3 separate regions of the Homo sapiens genome follow, and regions 2 and 3 are each linked to region 1. The links are chromatin loops, found by intact Hi-C in ENCODE. Cell type or tissue: PC-3. All regions are shown on one strand.

What was found. Peaks named below come from ENCODE experiments on the same cell type or tissue, not always from the same donor. Only the 100,000 strongest peaks of a DNase experiment are listed, where the experiment ranks them.
Region 2: it touches region 1 in a loop (5-fold over the local background); 5 of 110 quality-filtered maps call a loop at or near these places.
Region 3: it touches region 1 in a loop (8-fold over the local background); 3 of 110 quality-filtered maps call a loop at or near these places.

The regions. Positions count from the first base shown.
Region 1 is chr10:120,838,483-120,846,482 of GRCh38, forward strand. The region is part of intron 1 of WDR11-DT (WDR11 divergent transcript); the gene reads right to left. Among named protein-coding and RNA genes, the nearest start is that of WDR11-DT, 8.7 kb to the right of the region's middle. In PC-3, a CTCF peak has its summit at 3,566 (motif pointing left); a DNase peak (open chromatin) is centred at 3,459; H3K4me3 peaks cover 413 bases; H3K27ac peaks cover 3,702 bases.
Region 2 is chr10:120,420,356-120,428,355 of GRCh38, forward strand. No RefSeq gene overlaps it. Among named protein-coding and RNA genes, the nearest start is that of PLPP4, 33 kb to the right of the region's middle. In PC-3, a CTCF peak has its summit at 3,175 (motif pointing right); DNase peaks (open chromatin) are centred at 2,306, 3,186 and 3,616; H3K27ac peaks cover 1,885 bases.
Region 3 is chr10:120,729,034-120,737,033 of GRCh38, forward strand. The region is part of intron 2 of LINC02930 (long intergenic non-protein coding RNA 2930); the gene reads left to right. Among named protein-coding and RNA genes, the nearest start is that of WDR11-DT, 120 kb to the right of the region's middle. In PC-3, CTCF peaks have their summits at 6,950 (motif pointing left) and 7,150; DNase peaks (open chromatin) are centred at 3,238, 3,968 and 4,078; H3K4me3 peaks cover 3,095 bases; H3K27ac peaks cover 4,995 bases.

The DNA.
Region 1 (8,000 bases):
CCAGAGGTTTAGCAAAATGACCTGGAGTTCAGGGCTGGGCTCTGTCCTCATGACCACAGTAAAAGCACTGACTGAGCGCCTGCCCCCTGCCTCTGTTACATATGTGACCTCATTTAATCATCACAACAACTTTCCCAGGTGGGTTACTATTAGCTCCATTGTTCAGGTGAGGAAATTGAAGCTCAGCAAGGCAAGGTTGCTTTTCTAAGAGCACACAGCAAGTGATGGACCCCCTGGGTCTGGCACCCAAATCACCTAGCGCCTCACCTGGTGTTTCTCCCTCTACATTATATTAACTACAATGTAACAATTAGTGACTTAATCTTGGTACCTTACCTATATGACTTCATTTAATGATTATGAAGTACCATTATGTATTATTTTTATCCTCTAAACTTTCCTAAAGTTACAGAGCTAGGAGGTGGCAGAGATAGGGTAGGACTCCTGTCTGTCTATCTGCCTAAAACTGCAAAGCCCTCACTGTTTCCAGCAATACCCAGCTGCCTCTCCTTGTACCAAGGGTGTTAGAAGAGCATATCCCCAACACAGCCTGCTCAGGATAAATGCATTTTATCATGACTGCTCTTCTCAGAAACATGCTACAGTCTAAAAAACCTTAATCACCATGTCATAAAGTGCAGTGACTAATCCATTGTACTGTGATTATCACCCATAATATGTAGAGACATAAAAAGAGATTAATAATGAAGGTAGTCAAATAATACATAGGACTGATGATTATCCACAACAAAGTAAGGAGTGAGTGGAACGTGTTTAAGGAGAAAAGTCGATGCCGGATCTGAGCTGTCAGTTTAGTGCTCTCCCTACTCAGCCAGTCACCCACTCTGCTGGTGACTTTGTCTTCCATGTTACTGGGTGATGTTTCTTTAAAATGTCTTGCTGTGCAAAGTATGCACTCCTGGTCCCTATTCAACCCCCATGAGAACGTCACAAACACTCCTAAATCTCACATGAAGCAGCTTTATATCCTGGACAGAGCCCTGGCTTGGAAGTGAGAAAACCTGGCCAAGGTTCGTTTCTGTCCTCAGCTAGCTATGTGATCGTGAGCAAGTCACTTAATCTTTCTAAGGCTGAGTTCCTTCATTTACAAAATGGGGTTGGTGATACCCAAAATAAGGCTGACAAAATAAGGTTCGCTGGAAATTCAAATGCTTTGGGTTAAATAATACAGGATTAGCTGATTTAAAGTACCAATGTTATAAGGAAAATAATCTAACAAATGCAGTAAAGGTCTTGGCACATTTTGATGCTAGAGTTGGTGGGAGTTGGAACAGCCAAGCACTAGGAAAGAGTTCTGAGTCGAGACCAGGACTGGAAAGGGAGGCTCGGTGCAGGTCAAACCAGGAGGAAACTGGAGGCAACATCATACTGAAAGGTACACAAGTTGTAGCCCCCCTCCTTTAAAACTTAACTCCTGCAGTCACCAGAGGCAAGCCCTGAGCAGCATCTGCCTAAGTAAGCGTCTGTGACTTGCAGAGTGGTCGTCCTGGCCCACAGCTCTTGGAGAGCACTGGGTGGGGCACGCCTGGCAGCTCAAACAGCTGAGTCTTTCACTGAGTGTGAAGACAGCCTGATCCTTTAAAAAGAGTGGAGTTAACCCCTCCTCTAGGTCAATCTCAGCAGTAATTTTCCAAATGCTGCATGATGCATTCATGTTATGACCCCCTAAAGCTCTTGTTTTAGTTCTAGAGCTAGTCTAAGACTATTTACCACTGGTTTTTTGAATCTCTGTGTGTCATACTTGCATTTTCACTTAGAGTAAGACCAACCTGTAAATCAAAGTCTGCCCTCGGGCGCGGTGGCTCACATCTGTAATCCCAGCACTTTGGGAGGCCAAGGCGGGCGGATCACGAGGTCAGGAGATGGAGACCATCCTAACTAACACGGTGAAACCCAGTCTCTACTAAAAATACAAAAAATTAGCCGGGCGTGGTGGTGGGCACCTGTAGTCCCAGCTACTCGGGAGGCTGAGGCAGGAGAATGGCGCGAACCCGGGAGGTGGAGCTTGCAGTGAGCAGAGTTCACGCCACCACACTCCAGCCTGGGCGACAGAGCGAGACTCCATCTCAGAAAAACAACAACAACAACAAAAAAAAACAAAGTCTGCCCTAAAACAGCCTTGAGTGTGGACCGACTGAATTGAGAGGCCTGGGTACCAGCAACAGCCAAAGCAGGGGTTCATAGAGCCCTCACCTATCCTGAAAGTGCCTCAGGACAATCTCATCCTACTCTTTGGAAACATAAAGAATAATACAGCAACTTTTTTTAAAAAGAGAAAACTGGCTGCAGTTGTGGTGTCCTGGTGACTCATGCAGCAAATTCAACTCCATCTTTACCCAAATCCTTATTATTTCTTCTCCTGCAAGCCACTCCTTAAAGAGAAAATATAAATATCGCTCTTCAGATTCAAGATGGTATAGCTTAGATGGGTTAGTGTTGTTATTGAAAATAGGAGGCCTCAGCCGGGCAGAGTGGCTCACACCTGTAATTCTAGCACTTTGAGAGGCCGAGGCGGGCTGATCACTTGAGGCCAGGAGATTGAGACTGGCCTGGCCAACATGGTGAAACCTGTCTCTACCAAAAATACGAAAAAATAGGCTTCGTGGCTCATGCCTGTAATCCCAGCTACTCAGGAGGCTGAGACACGAGAATCACTTGAACCCAGGAGGCAGAGGTTGTAGTGAGCCAAGACCATGCCAATGCACTCCAGCCTGGGTGACAGAGTGAGACCCTGTCTCAAAAAAGAAAGAAAGAAAATAGGAGGCTAGATTCATGCTCCAGCACTGTCAGCAAATAATAAGGTACTATAGGAAGCTAGGTGCTGTTTTGAGCTCTTTTAATATGTTATCTAATTTAGTGTTTTTCATCATCCAGGAATAGTTACTCTCCTCCCCACAAATAACAGAAGGAGAAAAGGAGGCTTAATGAGGTCAAGTAATCTGCCCAAAGTCCCAACAAACACCCTCCTGTTACTAATGCTAACCTTCCATGACTCTCCAGCGCTAGAATAAAATCCAGTGTGAGGGGTTAAGAAGTGAAACAGGCTTAGCTCACATAGAAAGTCCTTAGCTCATCTCCTAGCACATGGTTAAATGCTCAACAAATGATATCTGGCATTAGCAATAGAAGGGCATTTGAAAGCCTTTAAAGAAACACACAGAATGCATGGATTTTATGGACTTGTGCACAGAGAAGCCCGTGGTGCTAGAAGATACCATGTAGGACTGTCACCAGTGTGCCTCAAGTTGCTCATTATCTTGCCATTTCACATAAAATAAAACAGAAATGCAAATAAAAGCTACACAAATAATGAAACATATATAAAAGAAAATTTTCCCTTTGACTCATCCAATTTTTCCTGGGAGTAATGCACCTTGTGCTTAGATACACAATTCTCATTGTCAGAGTTGTTTTCCCTTTGCTTTCCACAATCAGACCACAATCAGACCACATCCAGGCCAGTGCTTGGTTTTGGAAATAAGACCTTGACCACAGCCCTTTGCCTCACTGGGAATGTGTTGCTCAGCTAAGTGGCTCAAAGTCCATGCTGCCACCTACAGAATGTGAGAACATTTTGGCAAATTATATATCTGACAAGAGACTCAAACAGGCACTATGGCTCCTGCCTGTAATCCCAGCTACTCAGGATGCTGAGGCAGAAGGATCCTTTGAGCCCAGGAGTGTGAGGCTACAGTGAGCTATGATCACACCACTGCACTCCAGCCTGGGTGACAGTGAGACCTTGTCTTAAAAAAAAAAAAAAAGAAAGAAAAAGAAAAAAAGAGACTGTTTCTAGAATATATGAAGAACTCTTATAACTCAATAGTGAAAAGACAGATACCTCAATATAAAAATAAGCAAAGGATCTGAATATTTATTCAAAGAAGATATAAATGGCCAATAAGCACTTGAAAAGATGCTCAGCATCATTAGCCATCAGAAGAATGCATATCAAAACTACAACGAGAACTACTTCACACCCACCAGGATGGCTATTATAAAGAAGACAGATAATAATGAGTGTTGGCCAGGATTTGGAGAGATTGGAATACTTACACACTGCTAACAGAAATGCAATACGGTGCAGTCTCTGGAAAACAGTCTGGCAGTTTCCTCAAAAAGTTAAATATAGAGTTTTTATATGAGCCAGCAATTGTACTACTAGGTATATACCCAAGAGAATTGAAAACATATATTCACACAAAAAATATGTACAGGAATGTCCATAGCAACACATTTGAAATAGCTAGAAAGCAGAAACAAACCAAATGCCTATCAGCTGATGACTGAATAAATAAAAGATGGTATATCCATATAATGAAATATTACTCAGCAGTGAAAAGGAATAAAGTACTGATAGATGATACAACATGGACAAATTTTGAAAATGTTATGGTAAGCGGAAGAAGCCAGGCATAAAATACTACATGCTTTATGGTTCCCTTCATATGAACTGTCCAGAACAGGCAAATGTATATGGACAGAAAGTAGATGAGCAGTTGCTAGAGTTGAGGGATGGCAAGTAGGGGAAATGGTGAGCAACTGCTAATGGGTACAGGGTTTCTTTTAGAAGTGATAAAATGTCCTGAAATTGATTATGGTGATGGTTGCTAAACTCTGTGAATATACCAAAACACAGCAAATTATACATATTAGATGGATGAATTGTATGGTATGTGAATTATGTCTTAGTGAAGCTGTTGTTTTTTTTTAAATCTCACGCTTCCCAGGCAGCTGGAGTTTCTTCTAACTGGGCTGTGGAGTACATGACATGGAAGGCAATGTGGTTAAAGGCATGCGTTTCAGAATCAGACTCCCCTGGGTTCCAACGCTGGCTCTGCCTTTTATTGTCTGTATAAACTTGGGCAACTCTGTGAACTTGTGAAAATATTTGTCATAATATAGTCTTTGTGACTTTGTGCAGATGAAATGAGATGATGCAGGTAAAAGGTTTATCACAGTATTCAACTTGCAAGTGCTTAAAAGGAAGCTACTGACTTCATCACCTACGTGAACTTGGAAAGTTTACTTATGAAGTAAGTCATTTATTCTGTTACATATTATTTCTGTCTTCTTCCATTTCTTGTGTTTCCACCACCAAATCAAAATAGGAATCAGAAGTTCGCATGCATTTATCTCTACTGACTTCAAAAGAAGAGGGTAAAAAAGTTGTCCTAGTTTAGGGATGCAAATGATTTAGCAGTGGCAGGATGCCCTGAGTGCGCATTACCAGGCTTTGGAGTTTATGTCATCAGGCATGGGGCGAAATGGTAGCTTTTGAGGCATAAAAGAGGAGCATAAGTTCTGTCCTATTAAAGAGATCAATTGTCCAGTGTGTCCAATATTCTGTCTTCCACTCTGGCCAAGACAGATGCTTCAGAGAAGGACATAAAATCCATTAACATACTTAATTACACACTCTTGTATTATGGGAGATACATTACTGTCCCAAACCCAGCCTGTCCTTGCCTAAATATCCAACATCCATTATCTTCAAGGTAGCTTACAGATTTAAACTAATTAATCTCTTTTTCTCCAAGAGGCTTTTTCTTACCAGGGGGATGAGAGGGCTGGTTACCTGCTGCCTGCCCCCATCTGTGAGCTACTGCGCTGATGCCTGATTGTCACCTTGTGCCTGTTTGACCTTATGCTCAGTGGGCATTTGGAACTCCTGCACCATCAATCATTTGTTGAAGACCAACTGTATGCCAGGAAAGGTGCCAGACATTGGGGCAAAAGGAAGACTAGGATTTTGTTCCTTTATGAGAGGAACTCTAAGTCTACTATGGTATATATAATTTTTCCTATATTATGATTACTTAAAAATGTGTTGGCCTCCCCTTTGAGACAGATATATCTGAAGATAATAATAATGTAAGGTGTAACTATTGAAATTGCTCAGAACAGCAAAGTGACTTCTCAGAGGTCACTATGCAACACTTCCATTTTCATTTATTGGCCAGAAATTTAGTCTCATGGCTGGGTCTAGTTGTAAAGGGAGTTGGGGGAATGTACTCATTTAATGGAGGGACAAGGTGCCTAGATATAAACTCAAGTTCTATCCCTAAGAAAAAAAGGAGAGAATGAATTTGGGGAGTCAATTAGCAATCTTCTCATGGGAGGCATCAAAGATTTTTAATAAGAGAGTGATAAATTTAGATGTGTGGTTTTGGGCACATCTGGTGGCCCCCAAAGCATCAGTAGGTTAGGGTGTGGGGTAAGGAAAGGTAAGACAACAAGGGAAGGGGAGGGAAGCTGCAGCAAAACATGATCAACTAAAAGCCAAAACATGATCATTGGTTTGAACAACTAAGAGGATATGAGGTGACCTTTGAGAAAGCTGTTTTACAAGAATGGTAAGCTAGACACAAAAACCTGTGATGAAAAATCACCAATATGTTGTCCCTTTTGTTGATCAAGGAGCTAACTGTCAGGCCTCTGAGCCCAGGCCAGGCCATCGCATCCCCTGTGACTTGCACGTATACATCCAGATGGCCTAAAGTAACTGAAGATCCACAAAAGAAGTAAAAACAGCCTTAACTGATGACATTCCACCATTGTGATTTGTTCCTGCCCCACTCTAACTGATCAATGTACTTTGTAATCTCCCCCACCCTTAAGAAGGTACTTTGTAGTCTCCCCCACCCTTAAGAAGGTTCTTTGTAATTCTCCCCACCCTTGAGAATGTACTTTGTGAGATCCACCCCTACCCACCAGAGAACAACCCCCTTTGACTGTAATTTTCCATTACCTTCCCAAATCCTATAAAACGGCCCCACCCCTATCTCCCTTCGCTGACTCTCTTTTCGGACTTAGCCCACCTGCACCCATGTGAAATAAACAGCTTTATTGCTCACACAAAGCCTGTTTGGTGGTCTCTTCACACCGACGCACATGGAATTTGGTGCCATGACTCGGATCGGGGGACCTCCCTTGGGAGATCAATCCCGTCCTCCTGCTCTTTGCTCCGTGAGAAAGATCCACCTACAACCTCAGGTCCTCAGACCGACCAGCCCAAGAAACATCTCACCAATTTCAAATCCAGTAAGCAGCATCTTTTTACTCTCTTCTCCAACCTCCCTCACTATCCCTCAACCGCTTTCTCCTTTCAATCTTGGCGCTACACTTCAATCTCTCCCTTCTCTTAATTTCAATTCATTTTCTGATAGAGACAAAAGAGACACGTTTTATCCGTGGACCCAAAACTCCGGCGCCAGTCACAGACTGGGAAGGCAGCCTTCCCTTGGTGTTTAATCATTGCAGGGACGCCTCTCTGATTACATACCCACGTTTCAAGGGTGTCAGACAATGCAGGGACGCCTGCCTTGGTCCTTCACCCTTAGCGGCAAGTCCCGCTTTCCTGGGGCAGGGGCAAGTACCCCTCAACCCCTTCTCCTTCACCCTTAGCGGCAAGTCCCGCTTTCCTAGGGGGCAAGAACCCCCCAATTGCTTATTTCTGCACCCCAACCTCTTATCTCTGCGCCCCAATCCCTTATTTCCGCACCCTGACCTCTTATTTCTGTGCCCCAACCCCTTCTCTGCTTTTCTGGAGGGCAAGAACTCCCCACCCCTTCTCCGTGTCTCTACTCTTTTTTCTGGGCTTGCCTCCTTCACTATGGGTAAGCTTCCACCTTCCATTCCTCCTTCTTGTCCCTTAGCCTGTGTTCTCAAAAACTTAAAACCTCTTCAACTCACACCTGACCTAAAACCTAAATGCTTTATTTTCTTCTACAATGCCGCTTGACCCCAATACAAACTCGACAGTAGTTCCAAATAGCCGGAAAATGGCACTTTCAATTTTTCCATCCTACAAGATCTAAATAATTCTTGTCGTAAAATGGGCAAATGGTCTGAGGTGCCTGACGTCCAGGCATTCTTTTACACATCAGTCCCTTCCTAGTCTCTGTGCCCAGTGCAACTCGTCCCAAATCTTCCTTCTTTCCCTCCAGCCTGTCCCCTCAGTCCCAACCCCAAGCGTC
Region 2 (8,000 bases), 420 kb before region 1:
AGGATCCTCATGTAGCCCAAGAGCTGAAGCCTACAACATGCATGCTGGAGGCTGCCTTGGTCATGGTTATGGAATGGGGTGGGACAGCGGTGGGCAGGGCAGGGCAGGGCTGTCATCCAATAAAAGAAGGGATCCTTATGGACCATGTGCCCAGAAAAGGTGACAATGGACATTCCAACCACCAAATTTAGTGAAATCATTTGCCCTGAACCAAGCTTAGAAGAGTCAGAGTCCAATCACCAGGCTTTTGCTTGTCACGTCAGGATGGCCAGAGGTTTCCACTCAATGTTATGTGTCCACCCGTGCACGAAGATAAGTGGCCATGTGCCCATAAACACACTCACTTCACAACGTCCTCACAGCCTGACCTCAGGTTCCATGTGATGGCCAAAGACAACAGAATAGGAATATTTAATACCCACAGAAAAAAGGAAGTAAGGTCCAAGTGAGCAGAAACAAGTCCCCAAGGCTGGTGAGATGAGATTAAACAAACATTATTAATATTGGATTAGCATTTTAGCTTTTCCAAACTGTTTTCAACCATGTACTATATTATTTATTATCATGTCCAGCCTCAAAGGAGACAAATAGCTTACTAGTAGCATAAGATCCTAGGTTAACATCCCTGGTTTTTCCTACTAGTCAATGTTGATGTTCTAATCACAAATTACAGTGCATTGGAACAACCAATCTTCAGAGCCACTTTAGTTTTCTAGGTAGTTTTATGGAAAAATTATATAATATATATATTTCTATGTTTCAGTTTATAAGAAAATCCAATTTTATAAAAATATATTCCTTTCTTCATTAGTGTATTCAAAAAATAGTTTTTGAAACAATTGCATGCCAGGGCAAAGATTAAAAAACAACCTGTTTTTGATATTTACAAAGCCTGAGTTAGTGGGCTGAAAATTCAAGAGGCTTTCATTGCTTTCCTGTTCACACTTATCAGCCTTTACAGTCTTTCTACCCTGTGGCTGGCTTTATGGAGAAGTCCTCAAAAGAAAACCCATCCCCTGGGGCTGGATCTGTCTGTGTTTCTCATGAAATCTCTAACACTAGGGTTGTCTTGTTCATGAGACTTTCCAAATTTGATGGTAAGGTTGCCATGGCAACTAGTGTAAATGGACAACTCTCGTGTCATCAGCAGTTGCCTGGAACACGTTTCTGACTTGGGACTGCCTCTGCCTCCCTGCAGCCATTGCCTTAGTAGGGCTTTGCAAGAACTTGGGTCTATACTCTAACCTCAATACAGGTCATATCTGAAGCCCCTGACATATTGCAATTTCAGGACACAGTCCACGTGTGGCTGGTGTCTTCCAGCATCTTTACAACAGCTATTTATCAGCATCACCATAGGATGTGTCAATGGAATGGGAGGCGTGTATGATGGTAGAATTATCATCTTCATGGAGGGGCGAAACAAAAAAGTTTTCTAGACTCATAGGACCCTGAAGAAGCAGAGACGAATATCAGTGAGGCTCATGTTTTCTTAGGCATTACCTTTTATAAGATGGACTGCTCTAATAACACTACAGACAAGTGTTCTTCCCAAAAGGTGGTAGGGAGTGGAGGAAGGGGCATGGACAATCATTCACTTCACAATTATTTATTGAGTACCTGTGATGGGCCACAGTTCTAGATGTTGGAATATAAGGCGCTGGAGTCAGATGGTCTCCAGTTAGTATCTTGCTAACTGTGTGTGAACAAGAATGCTTTTTATAACTTGCTTAGTGCATTTCTGATGGAGGGAGAGAAAAGGTGTCCTAGAGTCTGTCTTGCATGGTGTCTTATACACAGGAGGTGCTCAACAAACATTACCAATGCCAAGGATGACAGTAGGGAACAGCAGATGGAGGTACAAAAAGCAATGGGTTTTAAACCAGGAGGCTTCAGGACCCCAGGCAAGTTACTTTTGCCTCTCCAAACTTGCTTCATTTTATAAAATGGGAATGGTAATGTCTCCCTTGCACGGTTATTGTGAGAATTCAGTAAGATGATGTCCATGAAAGGGGTTAGTGTAGAATGGGGTGTAGGAGGGGAGGGTGGAGGAGCAGCAGGGGCCGGATCATGCAGGCCATGTTGGGCATGCTTGCTATTTTGGACTTTCTCCTAAAAGCACTAGGGAGCTTTTAGGAGCTCCTAGAGGGTTCCAAGTGACAGAGGGAAGGGAGCTTTGTCTTTCTGGAAGTACCCTCTGGCTATAGCCTGGAACTGGGGAGGACAGCCAGCAGGCTTTTGCCGTAATGCAAATGAGTCATGATCATGACCTCTGTAAAGAAAGCGTGGCTGGAAATGGAGAGCGGTGGGCACAGTCAAGCGACTGGAATGTAGGATTTGCAGAAGGCAGTGTCTGCTACTTATGGATGGGAGATGTGGGGCCGGCTCTTCAAATGCCGAGGAGTCAAGAGACACTCTGATTTCTGGCTTATGCGACTAGGTAGGAAATGGTGCCTCCAAACTGAGATGATGAATGACAGGAGGAGGAATGTGTCTGTGGGACAAGACAGCTCAAGAGTTGAGCTTTGGACACAGAGTGTGAGGGGCCTGTGGTCAACCCAAGCAGGGTGTCTAGGCACTCACACCCAGCTAATACCTGAGTGTTTTGGTCAGGGGCACATGTGTGAGTGAGACAGATCTGGACCCACTAGAGTTTCTATTCTAGTGTGGGAGACATGTAGCTAACATGTGGTCAGCAAGTGAATAGGATAAAGAGGTTCTAGTGCTTGACAGGACCTAGTGTGGGTGGGTGGGTGCTGGCATAACTTTATACAGGATGGTCAGGGAAGGCCTCTTTTGGGAGGCAGCATTTAAAATCAGACTGAAGGACGAAAGACCTTGGGCAAGCCACATCATCCTCTGGAGCCTCAGTTTCAACATCTTTAGATGGGGACAACAGTGCTTTTCTTACAGATCAAAGGCTACTGTACATCAAAGCAACTTGAAGCTATATAAATGGGAGGAGTTGTTCTTGGATAACACCTCCTTGGAGGCTTGGAAAGGTTTGGGCTCTGTCCTGGCATCTCTGTTGGCATCCAGAAGGAGAGGGTGTGCTTACTGCCCAGAAGTTTTCTTAGAATCAGGGGTCCTGTCCTCATGCTTAGATTCTTGGCCCCCTAAACTCCTCCAGGACTCAAGGGTAGAGGGAGGGCCTAGACTGCACTGTGCTTTGTGGCCACAAGAGGGCTCACGGCTCATAGACTTTGCATCCAATAAATCTTCCAGGTTGGCTCTTGACAGTTTCATTGAATGGGGCCCCATCCTGCAATGTTGGAGATTGCTATTTAATTATGCACGATCATTGGACAATTATGAGCACTTCTATAATAGCTCAACATTAATTTTAGCATCTTAATTTTATAAATGTTTAAATGTGTTGCTCATGCAGAGCTATTCAAATGCAGATGATTAAATCAAATTACTGCGTTTATAATTTTCTAGAGGTTTTTCCTTGGAAATTAAATCTCATCATTAAAAGTTTCCCTTTGTTGTCACCCTTGGTCAGCCGCTTGGTTCTTAGTCACAGTGCTAATTGTGCTCTCTCCGTAATGTGCACATTCTGCCTTGGTTTCAGCTGCCAGATTCTTTAAGCACTCAGTATGTTCATAGCATCCTGCTTAGTGACTCATTGTCTGACCTTCCAGTGACAAATTGGAAATAAGCAAAAAGATGAACCTGCAACATAGGAGAGCTTTGGGAGCTTGGCAAAGTGGATCACTGCCATAGTGTTTACACCGTGATCTTCAGGTCATCACAAGTGTAGACAAGGAAATTTGGATGCAGGTCCAACCCTCGCTCAGATGAAAAAGAAAGTATTACAGTCTCGGGGACTTCTTCTGTGGATATGAGATCAGCAGACAGGCATGAATTTCCCCTACTCTCCAGCACCTTCCCCTATTACAGTTCCTCCGCGTGTCACTCAAAGAGCAATGTGCTCACAGGGGTCACGAGGCAGAGGTGTTTGCAGCCTGCTGACTCCAGGAGCATTTGGTCATCCTTGTCGACCACTGCTCATCTATCACTTATAATAAGAACCTTGTCATCTGGATGACATTGGACCTCAAGGTTTTGGAGTCTTTCTGAGTGAAGGAGAATTTGTCACAAGGCTGATGACAACTCCCAAGGAAAAAGTCTTTAAAGCTAAAATATCTAATGAGACGGAAGGCATGTTGGTTCCCTTCTCTCTTGGACACCTTTCTAGCTGTTTGTGTACTATGGCATGCAGGCTAGCTGGTCATCAGGATCTCAGCTAAACTTGCACAGGAGCATCTTTGTTCAAGCTGCCATGGATGCTGTGGGTTCTGGAGGAGAAGGGATAGGATAATTAATCTTGTGTTGTGTGACTCTTGATGGCAGAAAGGATTCTGCCAGAGATTCTAGAAGCTCAATGGGACATGGACCCTGGCTCAATCTGATGCCCCACCTGGGGGTGTGGCATACCAATGAGGGTATACTGAGCAGTCACTCAAAGCCATGGTAGCAGAATCAGGGACAGGTCACAGTTAAGTGCACAGGGATAGTGTCCTAACTGAACTGTTTTTTGGGTGTGACCATGATGCAATTTCTGCTGCTTTGATCTCACTTGTTCTTGCCTGCTTTTGCTTTTTAAGTCTGGTTCTTTTTCTTTTCTATCACTGATAGAAATCCATCCAAAAAACTGCTTGTCTACTTAAGGTAGTTAGATCTGGCTTCTCTTCCTTACAACCAAGACTCCTGATGTAGCTCTTGCTATAGCAGCTCATCTTCTTCAGGTCTCAATTTTTTTTCCCCCTTTGTAATTGAGTTTTCTTTTTCTGCACCTGCCTCAAGCCTCAGGGCAGCTCCATCCTCTTTATCTCATGCAAACAATCTCCTGAACCTGAAACCATAACATTTTCTCAACATTTGAGGAACTTTCCTGACTAATTCCTGACTCTTTCTGGATATCTGTTCATCCTCAGGCCTCTGTACCTTTGTAGTATTGTTGGTCTTTCTTCCTACAAGGACATTGCTTAAAAGGGTGGATTTTCAAGTCAGAGTGCCTGGGTTCAACTCCAGGCTCTGCTGTTTGCTTCTGTATGACTTAGGACCCGATTCTTAATTTCTTCATGCCTCAAATTCCTCATCTGAAAAAGGGGCATCATAATAATATGTAGTTCATGAAGTCGTGATAAGGGTTAAATTCATGAAGCTACGTGAAGTGCTGAGGACAATGCTTGACACATAGTGAGTACTCAATAACAATAGCTATTTTTATTAATGCCTTGTTGACTTGTTATGTGGATTAATTAAGATTCCTGGCACATATTAGGTACTCAGTTGTTGTTCATTTTTGTCTCATCTTCTATCAGATGGACTCTTTCTCATCTTTCACATCTTCTCAAGTCACCTCTGTGCCAGGTGTCCTGATCTTACCTGCCTTTGGTTGACTTAGCCCAAAGGAGCAAGTAGGAGTAAGATTAAAGATATGTGATCTGGGGGTAGAATTTCAGGTGAGAGAGAGAAAAAAATCTGCCTATCAACTTGGGCTCCCCTGGGATGATGGCATTTCTATTTGGATAGCCCTCTGATTACATTTTAATGGAGAAAATCAATTAGCAGGTCCTTGTTGTGCTACTATTGTAGGATCAAACCCCAGTCCTCAGAGTGCACCACTTGTTTTCTGGATTTTGTTTGTTTCTTTTATTTCTTCAGGCTTCTTTTTCTTTTTTCTTTTTCCTCTCCTTTGGTTTTAGTAAAGCTTGGATTACAAAACTCCAGCCTGCATGGGGGAACATTAAGGAAACGAGAGTTACACATTTTAAAGGCAGGGCATGGGGGCTGCAAGAGGTGAGGGGCCTTGGAGAGGGGGTGGGGTGGAAGAAGAGCTGAGATCTGCCTAGGAGTGGTCCACCCTTCTTACTCTTCCCTGCCCCTATCCTGCCTGTTCTCCTTGCCACCCCGTTTCCCTCCCCAACTCTTTCTCTTCCTATCTTTCCTTAGTTGAGAAGAATCTGGCTGGAAATACCTAGTGAAAGGACCATTTCTGCATTCTAGGGATCTTCAGAGAGAGGAATGTAGATGTTTCTAGTTAGTAGTAGGCTAGTGGGAGGAAGAGTTTGAGTAGGCAGTCACATATTTTGAACAAGATGGATTCAGTCTACAATCCTTGCCTAGTTACCCTCTGAGCTGCCGAGCTGGAATACCTCTTCCTGTCTTAGAATTCTCATCTGTGACTCACTGACAATCTTTTTCCGTTTTTTGTTTTTTTTTGAGACAGAGTCTTGTTCTGTCACCCAGGCTGGAGTGCAGTGGTGTGATCTCGGCTCACTGCAACTCCACCTCCTGAGTTCAAGTGATTCTACTGCCTCAGCCTCCCAAGTAGCTGGGATTGCAGGTGTGACCCACCAGGCCCAGCTAATTTTTGTATTTTTTTTAGTAGAGATGGAGTTTCATCATATTGGCCAGGCTGGTCTTGAACTCCTGACCCCCAGCGATCCACCCGCCTCAGCCTCCCGAAGTGCTGCGATTACAGGCATGAGCCACCATGCTTGGCCTCCTTTTCCTTTTAAAATACTTCTCATCAAGTGCTGTTGCACCAATAATGATGGTAAGAGTAATGATACCAGTGACAAACATATCTTGAGTGTTTGTCATATACTATGCACTGTTCAGCCTTTGCATGCATTATTAATTTACTGGGTAACACCCTATATATCAGGTCTTATCGTTCCTATTTTGCAGAAAAGGAAACTGAGATTTACAGAGGTTAAATGACTTGCCGAAGGTCACATAAGCAGTAAATTGTAGAGGCAGGATTTGATTCCATATAAGCTCTTAAAAATCTAACTCATGACAAGAAATTTCCATGAAATTTTTACTATGGTTGTGTACTAGGTTTGCCTATTTTTTAAAGACCAGATTTTTTGAACTTGAAGGTCTTTATTCAAACACAGATTGCTGGGCCCTATTTCACAGTTTCTAATTTAGTAGGCCTAGGGTGGCTCAGAGAATATGGATTTCTAAAGAGTTCTTGGGTGATGCCCATCCTACTGGTCCAGAGACCTCAAGTTAAGAACCACCATCCTAGATCCCTATTAACTGCTGATCGTGTGTTGATTGGAAATATTCAACCATAAAGGCTTGGTTAATTTAGACCCAACTTATAGGGATTTTCTAATCACGTGACTAGGGCTAAGACAGTTTGTGCAAAAAAAGATAAGATCTTTCCAACAAAGCATCAGCACACAGGGTTATCAAGAAGAGGTTGAAACTATGAGAAAACAAACTGCCCTCTGACACTTATGGCACAAAAGTGATAATTTATCAGCACATTTTCTCCCTAACAGGTACCATAAATTGTGCTCTGTTGTGGTGTTAAATAACATTGACCCACAAAATAAGAAAGTTACTCACTTTGCAGTTCTCTTTCAGTTCCAATTATGTCAATGAGAAGGCATCAGTTTTGTGCTATTTCCTTTAATGCCTCTAAAAACACTCCTTAATCTCCCCTTCAACAAACAGAAAGTAAGACTCAGGATAGGCAACAGTAACCAGAATTTAATACATTGTTTGTTTTTATTGATATGCTTTATTTTGCCATTAACTTATATATACCCCATATAAACAGCTTGACACAAATTAGGAAGACAGACTGCCTTGGCTCTGCCATTTACCAGCTGTGCAACTGTGGGCAAAGTTCTCAACCTCTCTGTGTTTCAGTTGCCTCACTTAAAAAATGAAGATAAAAACAACCTCTGCTTCAATATTGTTATAAAGATTAAAAGAGTTAATATTTATAAGACCCCTAGAAGACTGTCTGGAATATAGAAAGTACTACATAAGTACTTGTAAATAAATACAAGTACATGTATTTTTATATAAGTAAATAATTCACTGAAGTATGAAAAATACTGTCTTAAAAGCAATGAAAGAGCAGAGATGGTGTTCTGGCAATCTGAGGCTGTCCTTGCCCCACCCCAGCCCATTCAGACATTGCAAATCCATGAAGGCAAGTTTCTGATTCAGCTGTCAGAAGTCAC
Region 3 (8,000 bases), 110 kb before region 1:
TAAAGCCACATTCTTAGGTATTGGGAATGAGAACTTCAACATATAAATTTGAATTGACACAATTCAATCCTTAACACCCCTTTTAGAAGGGACATGCATTCCCTCATTCCCCACAATTGCCATTTGATAGAGTATTCATTCCTGGCCCACTAAGATATTTAAGTTTGTGATCCTTGTCCTAAATCCCATAGGCTTAGGAGGCTGTATACCTGACAGGTAGACCTAAATATTAGGAAATCATAAGATCATAGGATGTCAGAGAAGGGAAGAACCTCTGAGATTAACTGTTGTCACCCTCTTGCCCTATTGCAGAGGGGCAAATCTAAAAAATGCTCTCACTGGTCTTTTCCAAAATCGTTCCCGTAATAGTACCTAAGATTCTTATTATTTACCTAAGATTAAAAAAATCCATTGCATCAAATTTATTTGAAAAGGGAGATAAGTTTGACAAAACTGTCTTTTCAGTTCCACAACACGGCATACAAATCCCTTTCCTTATAACTTTTCTCAGAAACTGGCTTGTGGAATTTGGTTTATCCTGTAGGGCCTTAGTATTATTTTTTGTTTGTTTGTTTATTAGAGTTTTTGCACTGGATGCTCTGTTCCTTAGAAAATAAAGAGGCTTTCCAAGTAAATAGGGCCATTGTGTACAAATTAGAGTTCAGGAAGGATGCTTCTCAATGGTTCAGCTGTTTCATAGGCTACTTAACATACAGCATGGGTAAACATGAGTTCCCATGTACAAAGGGTTTTTCTAAATTTATAGCTTCCAAACAGCCATTAATTTTGCTGCCATATGGGTCACAAGAGGCAGGCTGATAAATCTTTCATCCGCAGTGGATTATGTTTTCCCATATGTATGTTTATTTTCAGAATCCATGTGTATTTCAGCTAGGGTGCAGCTGATCTTCTACAAAAACTCTGCAAGTTCATAAGAAGGAATCAATAATATACTGTACCCGCCTGCTCTTGATAAACTCTGACTCCTTAGGTATTCAGAAGAGAATCCAGGGAGATCCTGATTCTGCATATCATCCCATATTACAAATGACTATAAAAGTTGGTGAATAATAATGCTTGACCTTTAAGAAGCCAGCAGTTTTCAACCAAGTCAGTCAATAGTGACGAGGCCTTAATCCAAAGCCATTATGAAACTCCAATATTCCCCCCAACCTCAGAAGTTTGTCTTTTTATTCTAGAACTACATTGGGAGTAAATGATTTTTCATCATTATTTAATAATAGCCTAAATCACTGCCTTAAGGTATTTGCCAATTTAGATCTGTTACATGGTAAATATTAAATCACATAGTTTTCTGCTCAACATATTCATCACTGACTATAATTTGCATGGCATAACTTGAATGTAATTTCAAATAATTTGGTACAATAAATATAATGAGAATTAGATTATACCTGCCTAAAGGACAGCACGATTCATATAATTGCTAATGTACTGATTCTTCCATGTATTTTGACATTCATATTAGGTGGCTCTCTTTTTTTGTTATTAATAATGAATTTAAAATGGCTTGCAGTTCAAATTTGATAGTTTTCCAAGTGCTTTCATGTTCTTTGTTTCAAGATTTTTCAAAATGAATAGGAACTGTAGGAAATAGTTTATGTTATTTCCATTGTCTAGAAGAATCTGAGGATCAAGCCAGTTAGTGACTTGTCTATGGGATACAATCTATAAGGACAGAGCTGGGCTCAGGCTTAGGTTTTGTGCCAAGTGCAATGTTCTTTCTTCTTTTTTTTTTTTTTTTTTTTTTTTTTTTTGAGAGGGAGTCTCGCTCTGTCGCCCAGGCTGGAGTGCAGTGGCGCGATCTCGACTCACTGCAAGCTCCGCCTCCCGGGTTCACGCCATTCTCCTGCCTCAGCCTCCCGTGTAGCTGGGACTACAGGCGCGCGCCACCACGCCCGGCTAATTTTTGTATTTTTAGTAGAGACGGGGTTTCACCGTGTTAGCCAGGATGGTCTCGATCTCCTGACATGTTCTTTCTTCTATACTTTGTTGCTTCTGAAAATATTGTGCTTGGGTATTTGTTTTTTACCCTGTAGTTTTAACAAGCCCCACTCGAAAGCACTCTAAAACCCTGGCATGCACTGTGTTTGCAGTCCCTGTTGTACTGTTTCAAAGTAACCCATTCTATTGTGTGCTGAGATTTACTCTATGATAACTCTAACTCATACAAACTAGTAGCTGGGATATTACCTCCAAGGGCCACTGGTCGCCAAAGACTTATGTACTCTGTCCTTGATCAAGCTGAGAGTTTGATATTGAGTTCCAGTGAGAAAGAAGCTACCCTTTCTTTATCTGTAGCTCAGGACACTTCCAAATTGTCTTGCTCATCTCTGTACCTTTCCTCTGCAGCTTCTTCAAAAGGATAAATTAAATTCCTGCAAGAACATCTTTAAATAAACTATACTTGTATTGGCACCCTTGCATTTATGTAGAAATTAAAGGAAGACATATTTTTATTACAAAAATAACTTCTTAATAATAGCTGGGTATGAACTAATTGCTTTCAAGGCTTTGCACATGGTGGCAGGAATTATTACATTAAATGTACACTGTGGCTTTTGGCTTGGGCATACTTGGATGAGGGCTCAGCCACCAGGAGATCCCCACAGTTCTCATCTTTCCAGATAGATGAACTTGATGCCTCCTTTGCATTGAGTATGAGAATGGTATAGGCCCTCCCCCAATAAACTGGTAGGATTTGCATTTAGCAATATTTAACAATAAAAACTATGTTTACTGAGCTTTGCTGTGCCAAGCACTGGGCTAGGTGCTTTCTATGTAATAATGCACGGACTCTGATGCAAAACTACCTTAATTTGAATCCTTCCCCATCTACTGACTAGATATTTAACCATATTGAGTTGCTTAACTTTGTTATGCCTCAGTTTCTGCATCTGTAAAATGAGAATAAGGAGAGTACCTACTTTAGGTGTTACGGAAGTGAATGAGTTCTTAATGTCCAGTACTAAGAACAGTATAGGTATGCAATCAGAACAGAAGAAAGGGTAGTTATTGTTGTTATAATAATGATAAGGAGGAGGATGCTGAACTCTAACCAACTGAGAGTTAAAAAGTATATTTTCTTTTATTGACTTTATTCTTTAACCCCAACTTCAGGAAACTGAAGGCTTGGACAATATTTCCATGACTCATTCAAAGTCAGATGTCAAACAGCTAGTAAATGGCTGAGCTTGGAGAGGAACAGGTTTCTTTGTCTATGACTAACACGTTAATTGATTAAATCATCCAATCCACTGGCCAAACTAGTCAAACAGCCAGCAGGTTTATGATATAGAGGTGAGGGGAATGAGCTTGATGGTGTTATAGGATGGACAGTGGCTTTGGAATCAGAAAATCTTGTCCTGAATCAGCCTTCACTAACTCAAGTCAGTTGACTTCTCCAAGTTTCTATTATTTCATCTATAAAATGATTCCCAATCTAACCCATTCAAGATGGGTGTTCAGAGAAGCAAAGAAATATCATATTTGAGAGAATTTTGTAAATCAAACTGCCATAAATTGTGCCATTTATTAATGTTTGATATTTTACAAAATGATTTTTACTTGTTTTACACAGTTGTTAATTAAAATGACCAAATCACTTGGTTATTGCTTGTAATATATGTGGAATCCAACAGTTTTTTTAACCTACAAGTACATGAATCAGCCTTGAAAACAAGCACGATGATTAATATTGAGTGTCAACTTGATTGGATTGAAGGATGCAAAGTATTTGTTCCTGGGTGTGTCTGTGAGGGTGCTGACAAAGGAGATTAACATTTGAGTCAGTGGACTGGGAGAGGCAGACCCACCCCCAAGCTGAGTGGGCACCATCTAATCAGCTGCCAGCGTGGCTAAAATAAAGTAGGCAGAAGAAAGTGGAAGGAGAGAGATTTGCCGTGTCTTCTGCCCTTCATCTTTCCTCCATGTTGGATACTCTTAAGTTCTTCAGCTTTTGGATTCTTGGACTTACACCAGTGATTTGCTAGGGGCTCTCGGGCTTTCAGCCAGACTGAAGGCTGCACCATCAGCTTCCCTATGTTAGAGGTTTTGAGACTCAGTCTGGATTCCTTGCTCCTCAGCTTGCAGATGCCCTATTGTGGGATCTCACCTTGTGATCATGTGAGTCAACTCTCCTAATAAACTACCCTTTATATATATATGTGTGTGTGTGTGTGTGTGTATGTGTGTATATATATATATATATATTCTATTACTTCCCTTCATATATATAAATATATATAAAAATATATATAAATATATATAAATATGTATAAATATATATAAATATATATAAATATATATAAATATATATAAATATATATAAGTATATATAAATATATATATAAATATATATAAATATATATAAATATATAAATATATATAAATATATAAATATATAAATATATATAAATATATATACCAATATATAAATATATAAATATATATAAATATATATAAATATATAAATATATAAAAATATATATAAATTATACATATATAAATATAAAAATATATAAATATATATATAAATATATATAAATATATATAAATATATAAATATATATATAAATATATATAAATATATAAAAATATATAAATATATATAAATATATATAAATATATATAAATATATATAAATATATAAATATATATAAATATATATAAATATATAAATATATATAAATATATATAAATATATAAATATATATAAATATATATAAATATATAAATATATATAAATATATATAAATATATAAATATATATAAATATAAATATATAAATATATATATAAATATATATAAATATATAAATATATATATAAATATATATAAATATATAAATATATATATAAATATATATAAATATATAAATATATATATAAATATATATAAATATATAAATATATATATAAATATATATAAATATATAAATATATATATAAATATATAAATATATATATAAATATATATAAATATATAAATATATATAAAAATATATATAAATATATAAATATGTATATAAATATATATAAATATATATATATATAATATACTACTACTCTCCTTCAGATAGATAGATAAATAGATAGATAGATAGATATCCTATTAGTTCTGTTCTGTCCCCTTAGAGAACCCTGACCAATACAACGTTGGGAAATGTCCTAACTCATAAAAATGGAGACCCTTTCTCTCTTTCTCCCAGGAAATGTACAGTTTACATTCATGCTTTGATTCATACTTTGATTGATTCATTCATCCATTCATTCATTCATTCACTTTTCTTTTTTCTATGTGCCAGGCATTATGATGGGTAATAGAATGAATAACGTACAATCCTTGCCCTTAGTAGGTTAAGCAGCCTCATAAACACATCATTATAATCCATTGCGTTAAACGTAGTGCTAGGTAATTGATCTGGGAAGGAAATTCATAGAAGACTTCCCGGAAGAAGTGACATCTAAATTGAGTCTTGAAGAAAAAAAATAAGTTATTAGCAGCTAAATACATGGATCTCCTTTGTGACCCTCCAAGGGCAGATGGCAAGACTTGGTGGTGATGGATGGACTTCACTGTGAATTTCAGGTCTGAAATGACTGAAGAAACTTGATGACTTGGCTGAGAATGTCCTTCAATAATCTGCTATATGCATAGGGCTTCTCTATTGGGTGTCTTTGGGCAGATGTTTGCAAACCTGGCTTATTTAATGTATGAAGTTTCTACAATGGACCGTGTTTGCCTTAAAAAAGGAAATGATTCTTTACTCTTCTCAAATGGTCATAAAGAAGCAACTCATGTTTATGTAATGCAGCTCAGTGCTGAGGCTGAAGATAAGAGTGAATTTCGATGGAGCTCTTCCAAGCACTAAAACAAAATGAAGGAAATAAGATACGATTAGACCAGAATTCATGGAAGTGAGTCAAATATACATCTCCACCTACAAAGAAATAGTCTCATTATCGCTTTAAAAGATTTTTATGTGGGAACATCATGTGCGTATTGTTTCATAATTACTCTTTAACATGCAGTAAAAATAATTTTGCATGCACCAGTTTGAGTGTTTATTGGCTTCCCTAAAAGCAAAGGCCTTGAGGTACTAATTGGGACAGAGGCGGGAGGAGAACAGGGTCAGAGAAGAGACCCAAGGAATGTCAAAATCAGTCATTTGCTCCTAAGTGGTAGGAAACAGAGACATTTTTGGTTCCAAGTTGCTTGTTTGGGCCTAGTTAGAAAAGTTGGTTAAACTCTGGGCATTTGCAGGTTGAGAGCTATTTGTTTATGTGAACTAGAAAAAAGTATCTTTCAGGACCAAAGGTATTGGGATGGGTTCAGTGGAGAGGGTGGATGTACTTTGGGCTCAGAGCTTAATATTGATCCTATAGATCAGGGGTCCCCAACACCAGGCCAAGGACCCATACCAGTCCGTGGCCTGCTAGGGACCTGGCCACACAGCAGAAGGTCAGCAGTAGGCCAGTGAGCATTACTGCCTGAGCTCTGCCTCCTGTCAATCAGCAGCAGCATTAGATTCTCCTAAGAGCGGGAACCCTATTGTGAACTGCACATGCTAGGGATCTAAGTTGCACGCTTCTTATGATAATCTAATGCCTGATGATCGGAGGTGGAACAGTTTCATCCCAAAAGCATTCCCCGTCATCCATGGAAAAATTATCTTCCATGAAACTGATCCCAAAGCGTTTTGGGACCACTGCAGATGCCTGGGGATACCTGACATCCGATTGCATAACAAACTTCATCCTCTGAATATTCATAACCATGAGTAGTGTTTGCATTATAGTAAGTGGTGTGTGGACAAATACTACAACCATTATAAATAAACTGTGGTAGTAATTGTAGTAATAATACCTGCTTTGAATTAAGGAGGTGTGCCATTTGCCTGGTATTTTAGATGTGCCATCTAGTGGTCAGAAGGAGCATTTTCAGATTATTAAAGTCGCTCTAGTACTCAGAGACACTTGCAATATTCTGAGTACTGATTATTTCACGGTAAGTATCCACTATGTTTCTTCCTCCAGGGAAATAATTCATCATTTTTGGTAATGTAAGTCTGAAGCTTTTTTGAAATCCTTTCGTCTGTGTAAAGCTAGTTTCCATCTCATCCTCTTCTATAAAATAAGATACTCTCTATTTGCTAAAGACAATTTAAACTGGGTCTCAGGGGAGGAGCCAGAACATACCAACAGGTGTGGGCAAAAGGACAGGTGTGGGCAAAGGGACAGAAAAGGTGGCTTGGCCAGATTGTGACACTTGTCGTTGTCACAGCTAAAATGTTTGAGGTTTGGCATTTAGGGGACACTGGAATGTCAGCAGTAAAGTGATGGGTCAGGGCTGAGATGCAAAAAGGTAGCTTGGTGTCGAGCAATGTGAGGCCAGAGGCAGGACACCTGGATGATGGGTGTGACGGTGGCCCAGCCAAGACACAGACATGGCCTGAATCAGACACAGAGTTGGTGATGGGGAGGGCTGGGGGATGCAGCAACATGACCCGTGGGAAGTGGGACATGGCTACAGGCAGTCTGCAGGCCAGTCTGGCACCACTGCATCCTGACACCCGGCACATGGCAGGTGTGGAGCAGCCAGGAGGGAGAGCCCCTGAGCCCCTGCCTGATCAGCTCCTCCCTCCCTCCTTTCCTCCCTACCTCCCTCCCTTCCTTCCTCCCTCCCTTCCTTTCTTCCTCCCTTCCTTCCTTCCTTTCTTTCTTTCATTCCTTCCTTCTTTCTTTCTTTTTTTTTTGGAGTCTCACCCTGTTGCCCAGGCTGGAGTGCAGTGGTGCAATCTCAGCTCACTGCAACCTCTACCTCCCAGGTCGTGATTCTCCTGTCTCAGCCTCCCGAGAAGCTGGGAGTACAGGTGCCCACCACCATGCCCAGATAATTTTTTTTGTATTTTTAGTAGAGACAGGGTTTCACCATGTTGGCCATACTGGTCTCGAACTCCTGACCTCAAATGATCCACC